Linked DNA regions of Homo sapiens: all the other regions are linked to region 1. A link is a loop called in an ENCODE intact Hi-C map of the cell type or tissue named here. Cell type or tissue: heart left ventricle. All regions are shown on one strand. Region 1 overlaps SGCD (sarcoglycan delta). Region 2 overlaps SGCD (sarcoglycan delta). Region 3 overlaps SGCD (sarcoglycan delta).

Region 1 (2,500 bases):
GGTTCAGTGAGAATGATTATACTCCTGGATTATTCCTGTGTGTTTCTGTAGACCAGCTTTTGAGAACCCCATGAAATTTAGGTATTCAGGTAGATCCAGTAGATCCAGCTCAGATAGATTGGAATGCTTTCTTCTTTTAGAAATTCTAGCTCATCAACCTGGTTTACTTTTTCCATGGTACCTAAATCTTTCTGCAGTTTTCTGGTTTAATAATAAAATTTTAAATGTATATTGGTGTGTCTCCATCAGAATATAGATGCTATGGAATCGGGCTTGATTTCCTTGTGCAGTATTACAGCTCCACATTCAAGAACAGCATCTGTTGTCATCTGATAAACTATCTAAATTTAGTTTTCACTGAACAAAATCCTAATATAAAAGATTGAACAACTTCTAAGGCAATTAATTACAGTAACCATTTCTGCTATGAAATGATCTGTATACTAAGGAAATAAATTTCTCTTGGTGTCAAATGCAGCCAGTGGGTTAAGGGTACAAAGTTAAACACATTTCAGCTGAATTTTAAAAAGCTCTTTCTGATAATTAGGGAGGGCCAAAGATATGTGATTGTCTCGAGAAGTGTTGAGCCTCTGGTGCCTTGAGAAATGCAAGCAAAAATCCACAACTATTTGACAGCAATTTGGTGGTTAGCTGAGGGAAATCACAGTCAAGGATTAGTTTGGAGGAAGGGCTTGCTGGTCTTCAAAATTATAGCCCAAGAATATATTACTAAAAGTAATTGACAAGACCTGGCTAAAGTCATGAGACTGATTTTCATGGTCAGCTTTTGAAAACCAGTCCACTGAACATTGAAGTCTCATACAATCTTGTTAGATATGTGTGTTCTATGAAAAGCTTTTTGTAGTCAAAGCGATGAGACTAATGGTGTTTTCTCTCTCTCTCTCTCCTCTCTCCTCTCTATCTCTCTATCTCTCTATATCTCTCAGGTCCAAAAGCCGTAGAAGCTTATGGTAAAAAATTTGAGGTAAAAACTGTTTCTGGAAAATTGCTCTTCTCTGCAGACAATAATGAAGTGGTAGTAGGAGCTGAAAGATTACGAGTTTTAGGTAAGGAAACTTGAATCATTTAACTTGTTTGATGCTACTGTGTACATTTTAGAGGAGAAGCAAAATGGTGTTATGAACAGGATATGTCCTCCCAAAATTCATATATCGAAATCCTAACTCCCAAGATAATGGTATTAGGAGGTGGAGCCTTGAGGGGTAATTAAGTCATGAGGGTTGAGCCCTCATGAATGGGATTAGTGTCCTTCCAAGGGGATGAGAAGACCAGAGATCCCTCTCTGACATGAGAGGGTACAAGAAGTCAGCAGTCTGCAACCTGGAATAGGAGCCTCACCAGAACCTGACCAGGCTCGTATCTGATCTCAGACTTTAAGCCTCCAGAACTGTGAGAAATCAATTTCTGTTGTTTATAAGCCACCCAGGCTATGGTACTTTGTTACAGCAGCCTGAACTGACTAAGACAAATGGTGTCTAGAAGAGTGATTTAGGCCAGTTTCCTGGATTCTTTTAAAGCAAGGCAGTTGAACCTCCCTGAGTCTGGTCCCCTAGTGGAAATTTCTCAAGCTGTCAAGTCTTTTTGGCACATCTTTCAACACTGAGCTTTGTGTGAAAATGAGTGCTCATCCAAAGAAGTCTCATTTAGAACATCCTGTACTCACAGACTGGCAGGCGTGCTTGACGCATTCCAGACTTGCATACATGATGCAGTGATTCCTAAACCTGGTTGCAACTGAAGAATCATCTAGGAAACTTTGGAAGGGTTTAGGTTCATAGTTCCAACTCTGATTTACTGAATTAGAAGCTATGGTGAAAACACTGAGAATTCGTTATTAAAAATATTTGCAGAAATTTCTATGATCCCACTGTTGGAATTATTGAATTTGAGCACATAGCAAATGAATCTTTTATGGCTGTATGCTGAAATGATCTAGCATGGTGATTTAAGGATCCTAGAACTCCAGCTGACCGGGTTTTTAATTCCTGCTGTCACCCACTAGTTTTGTGACTTTGGGCAAGTTGCTGGCATCACTGAGCCAGTTTCCTTTTCTGCTCAATAAGGCTAAGAACATCTCCCATCTTGAGTTGTCCCTAAGGTTAAATGAGACTCTGTTACATCCACTTATCAGAGCCCCTAGCACAAAATAGTGCTCAGTCAACAGTAGGTGCTGCTGCTGCTGTTACTACTTATACTACTATTACTATTAATGCTAATTCTACTTTTCCTTCTTTAGCTCCCTGAGATTCACTGTAGCATAGTGATTAAAATCTCAGGCTCTAGAATTAGCCTGTTTTTAACCCAATTTCTATCCTTTGCTAGCTGTGTAACCTTAAGCAAAGTATCTAATCTCTCTGTGCCTGCTTGCTTACCTGTTTATAAAATTGGTATAATAGAAGTATCTATCTTCTGAGACTGCTAAAAAGATTGAATGAAATCATCTATGTAAAGTACTGAGTTGGCTAAAATACTAAGTGTC
Region 2 (2,500 bases), 92 kb after region 1:
TACTAGACTTATCGTGAGTTTACTTAAATAACAAACTTGCACATATACCTCTGAACCTAAAATAAAAGTTTTTAAAAAACACTTTTGAAAGAATTTTACTCTTCCATGAATTACTAAGAATAGCAGCTACTATGTATTGAACAATGTGTAAAACACTTTACATCTATTTAATCTTCAAAACAGTTCTATGAGGTAGGTTCTGTTTTTATCCCCATTTCATTGATGAGGAAACGAAGGCCTAGAGGGGTTATAGAATTTATTAATCCAAGGTCATATTGCATGTAAATGGCTCAGCTGCCATTCGAATTCAGGTTTGCATAAATCTAAAGACCCCTAGGTTAGCCTGCTCCTCACATGGTCATTTCGTCTCTGGGCCTCTCCATAAGGCATGTACCCAGAAAATGTCAGGACTATGGTAATCTGCAAAGCCACTGTTCTCCTACCTTTTTCCTCCTTTGCCCTCCAGCCCTGGTAGAAGCCAAGGTTGCTTTGTGATTAGCACAAACACTGTCTCATTTAGCAGTAGAACCCTGATGGATAGTCTCTCTAGGCAGGCTAGTATCTTGCACACCATGGGTCCCAGCTGTCTTCATCCTTGAACAGAATCCCTGCTGAACACAGAACAGCCATAGTACTTGATACAAAGCTTACTCAGATGCTGACAGGTTTGTAAGTGTCTAGGGGACAAAGCAGCAGCTGATTATTAAATTTCCTTTAGATCCATCAAATGATTTAAGCAAGGTGCTTCGAGGTAACCAATTTGAGTAACTCCTTTGAGTAACCGGGGACAGCTCTGCTTGAATCTCTGATCAGCTTTGTTTTAGAAATTCTATAGGCAAAGCCAAAGCTACAAGAGAATTTGATCTTTAAGGACTTCACAGGGCCAGTCCTTAAAACTGACCATTTCTTTTCCCGTTGTCAGCCACTGTCAGAATTTAACAACCGTGGCTGTGATTTATTAACGTGTCTGATTCCCTCTGGGGGCAGTCCCATTTTTCAAGGATATCCAATGCTCCAAGCAGCTCTTTGCACAGTGACCATCCATCAGAGGCACCTGCTTCAGTAATCAGCAGCTCCAGATATGCTCATGCCGCACCAGACAATGCTACAATCTCCTGGGAACTGGCATGCAGAGAAATAATGGATTTATAGAAATACACCACTGTGACAAAGTGGGAAGACAGATTAAGCAGAAAAGGCAGGGCAGGCTAGAGGCTGAGGAACATAGGGACAGAATTACAGGAAACCAAGCCACACAACAGTAGCTCTTAACAGGACTGTAGAATCTTAATGCATTCTTCCCACCCAGCACAAATGTGGGGGGCTCAGATTGGGATGGAGGCGGTCTAAAAATCAGCAGAATTAAAAAGACACATTCAAGTGAAACAGGCTTTCCTTGCTTCCCATCTTTTCATTCCATGTTATTTTCTTTTCCTCTCTGAAAACCACTTGGCAAGGATCATGAGACAGAACAAAAAGAAAAGGGGAGGTGAGCTATTTACTGAAGGCATAAAATTCAACTTGTGTTGGCATTATGTCACTGAACTGAATAGCTATCGGAGACTCTCTTTCCTCAACTTTGAATGGGCCCAAAATGTTACTGTTATCAAAGCCGCACATTGAAGAAGACAGCAGATAATGTACTTGGTAAAACAGGCAGCCTCCGCCAGGAAAATGTGTAACGCTTCCATTCACTGACCCTCCTTTCCCTCCGCATCAACTTGTGTCATAAATTGCTATTTGCTGACAAGCTGTGCTGATATGAACCCAATGCTGGTTGCAGCACAAGAAAAACATGCCATTTACTTAGTGCCAGGGAACAACAGCCTTGCTTCTCCCAAGCTGATCACCATGTTGCTGGCTGGTAGAGGGAGAATGGATGGTAACCATCGTTCGTTACCAGCCTAATTCCCAGGTATGCACTACCGTAGCATTAGTGACCAGAGGAAAGACATTCAGCTATTCTAGGAAGCATGAGAAATTTTTCTGACACCTACCCCAGCCCTTCCCAATGTCCCCAACAGATGTACTCACACCACTATCTCACTGCACAGCCAGGTGTACTACAGAACACTTCAGCTTTGAGTTGTCTTGATAATTGTTTTTAACTTCTAATTTCAGGGGTACATGTGCAGGTTTGTTATTAGGTAAACTCGTGTCGCGGGGGTTTGTTGTACTGATTATTTGATCACCCAGGTAATAAGCCTAATATCCTTTAGTTATTTTTCCTGATCCTCTCCCTCCTCCCAATAATTATTCTAAACCAGTTGCTATTTTTGGCATAGTGGCTGACACCTATAAATATTTGGAATTTAAATATTCGTTGAATGAAAGAGTGACCAAATGGATTTTATCTGAATGCATTTATCCACTAGGTTATTCACAGCAAGTACTGTTTATAATGATGGGCTTTCATAGATATTAGCTCATTTGATCTTCATAATAACCAAGCAGCAGCTACTCCACCTGCCCTCTTACTTAAGGGTCTTTGATAGTAAAC
Region 3 (2,500 bases), 160 kb after region 1:
TCTGTTAAGTCTGCTTGAACATCAAAGGACATTAAGCTGGGCTGTAAAACAGAAAGCCAGTTACCTTTTTTGTCACTGCTTCCAGGAAATCATCATCTCTATTTTGTTGCAGCCTTTCACAATAGGACACTTTCAGAGTAGTGCCCTTTCTCACCACCCTGGTTCTTTCATGGCTGAGATGTGGGGAAAGGCAGGAGTCATTTCTGAGTCTACCTCTCCGGCCTGGGTCCCTCCTGCTAATCTCAGAGGCCTAGGCAGTGGGCAAGAATAAAGCGAATTCTAATGCCTGTCTGAAATGCCAGTCCTGCATCTGATAAAGCTCTGTAAGCTCCATACTTTTTTTCTATTTCAAGCTTTCTTTTTCACCAAACTATTCTGTTTATATTGAATCATTCACTTTGAACTCTATGTACCAAGTTTGAACACATTCCAAATATCCTAAATTTGATATTGCTGAAGTAGACCGTTTAAATAAGTTATAAGAAATACTGTATAACCATGAAGTATGCATCACCCAGCCATATATACTACTATTACCTCACTATTGTTTACATAGATTGGTTTTAGAAATTTAAGCATTAACTTCTTGAAGAAAGGATTACAGAAAATAGGGGTAAAGATACAATAGATGGAAAGAAATACAGTTATTCTGGAACTAATATGGTATAAACAAATATTAGCTTTGGAGTCCACTAAATTGAATTCAAATCTTGGCTCTGCCATTTTACTAGGAGTATAACCATGAGCAAGTCACTGTACCATAGATTCCTTGTTTGTATAATCAGGACTATAGAAACACCAGATTGATAGGTTTTGGTGAGGATTAAATGAGATAACACATTAGCAGTGTCACCACCTAGTAACAAACCCCCCAATAACACATAGCTGATGTTTAAGGCAAGAAATAAGACCAGCAAAACAGATCAGAACAAATTCTAAATGGAGTTCAGATCTCTTCTAAGGAAATTGTAGAACATATTCTACAAGTTTTGATAAGTAACATATTCAAAACTTATTTCGGGAAGATATATTTTTGTGTGAAGTTCATTGGGAAAAAGGAAAAACTAGAGACAAAACTTGAGACACAGTTACAATAGTCCGGGTTACAGGCAACCCTTTCATAACCCCCTCCTGGTGATTCTCATGCTCACATTTGAGAATGCTTCTAAGAAATTTTAGGAAGAAAAGAGGAGGGAAAGGAAGAAAGATTTGTCCATGGTCATTTAGTGGCCACTCCATGGCTTGATTCTGAAAACGGAGAAGTTCTGAGTTAAAAGACGTGTTAACTGAGGGAAGAAGGAAGAAAGAGAAAAGATGACAGGAGGACTCTCACCTTGGCAAGGGGGATGATGGCAGTGACACTGGTAAGAGGTGAGCAGGAAGTATAGTAAAAGCACAAACTCATCCTACAAGGAGAAAGGTATCGACATTAGTGGAAACAGAAGCAGTTAGAAAACTTAGGATAAACTGTGTGCATCAATCAGACTGTATAGGAGAGAAAACACAGAGAATGGCAAAAAAAACCATCTTCATATCTCAAAAGTGAGAGGGAGTCAAGAGCACAGGGGCAGCTCCAGTTAGTTGGATTAAGGTTCTAGACCAGGCCGTACTGCACAGACATCACTTTCTGTTGTCCTGCTACTGAGTCCCTCTCCCTGTTGCACTGACATTATCAAACCAAATGCAAATGAGATGAACCACAATAATGGGCAGAACTGCACCTGGTTCAGCACAACCTGGTGAAGGTCTTAAGAGGAGGGGAGGTGGGGAGTGGAGGATTTTTGCCACACCCAAAGGGGTGAGACCACAGAAGAAAAAATTATTTACATAGAAACTCAGGCCAATCCTTTCGTAAGTACTCCAGGACTATTGCTTCTCTTGATGATTTTAGTTGAGTCATTGTAGGGGGGGACAATTCAAGGGAGAAGGCTGCTGCCTGGAAGCAATCCTCAGGAACCTAGACCTGAAAAATGTGGATGAGCTCTCTCTTGGCATTTGTGCAATGTGGCTGGGGGTTGCTCCGTAGTGGATCTTACTGGTCAGCTTGCTCTGTTTGCCACTTACTGAGGCCCAAGAGGCTTTACCCTACTCAGAGGCAGTGGCAAAAACAGAACAAAGAATCAATAGTGGGCAAGGAGAATGAGGTTCCTTTTTAACATGTTTAAGGTGTCTGAAAGTTAGAAGCACTGAAATTAAATTCAGGAAATTGGTCTGGATCAGAGTGTTTTGAGAACCATTGCTGAGGTCTCCGTTCCTACGTTAGGATACTTTCTTTGTAACAGAGAGGAGGATCTTCATACATTCCTATCTGGTAATAGTATTAAAATCAATTGGGTATGATGGTTCACGCTTGTAATCCCAGCACTTTGAAAGGCCAAAGAGAGAAGATCACTTGAGCCCAGGAATTTGAGACCAGCCTGGGCAAACATAGCAAGACGCTATCTCTACAAAAAATTTAAAAATTAGCTGCCCGTGGTGGCACATACCCAGCTACTCAGGA

The links. Hi-C counts contacts between places; a loop is a spot of excess contacts. Peaks named below come from ENCODE experiments on the same cell type or tissue, not always from the same donor. Only the 100,000 strongest peaks of a DNase experiment are listed, where the experiment ranks them.
Region 2: it touches region 1 in a loop (3-fold over the local background); 10 of 110 quality-filtered maps call a loop at or near these places.
Region 3: it touches region 1 in a loop (1.8-fold over the local background); 4 of 110 quality-filtered maps call a loop at or near these places.

What each region holds. Positions count from the first base shown.
Region 1 is chr5:156,593,985-156,596,484 of GRCh38, forward strand. SGCD (sarcoglycan delta) reads left to right here. Exons shown (of 9, transcript NM_000337.6): 6 at 948-1,067. Among named protein-coding and RNA genes, the nearest start is that of PPP1R2B, 260 kb to the right of the region's middle. In heart left ventricle, a CTCF peak has its summit at 1,530; a DNase peak (open chromatin) is centred at 1,687; H3K27ac peaks cover 1,942 bases.
Region 2 is chr5:156,685,966-156,688,465 of GRCh38, forward strand. All of the region lies in intron 7 of SGCD (sarcoglycan delta), which reads left to right. Among named protein-coding and RNA genes, the nearest start is that of PPP1R2B, 160 kb to the right of the region's middle. In heart left ventricle, no CTCF peak of the experiment used is centred here; no DNase peak of the experiment used is centred here; H3K27ac peaks cover 2,500 bases.
Region 3 is chr5:156,753,937-156,756,436 of GRCh38, forward strand. All of the region lies in intron 7 of SGCD (sarcoglycan delta), which reads left to right. Among named protein-coding and RNA genes, the nearest start is that of PPP1R2B, 95 kb to the right of the region's middle. In heart left ventricle, no CTCF peak of the experiment used is centred here; no DNase peak of the experiment used is centred here.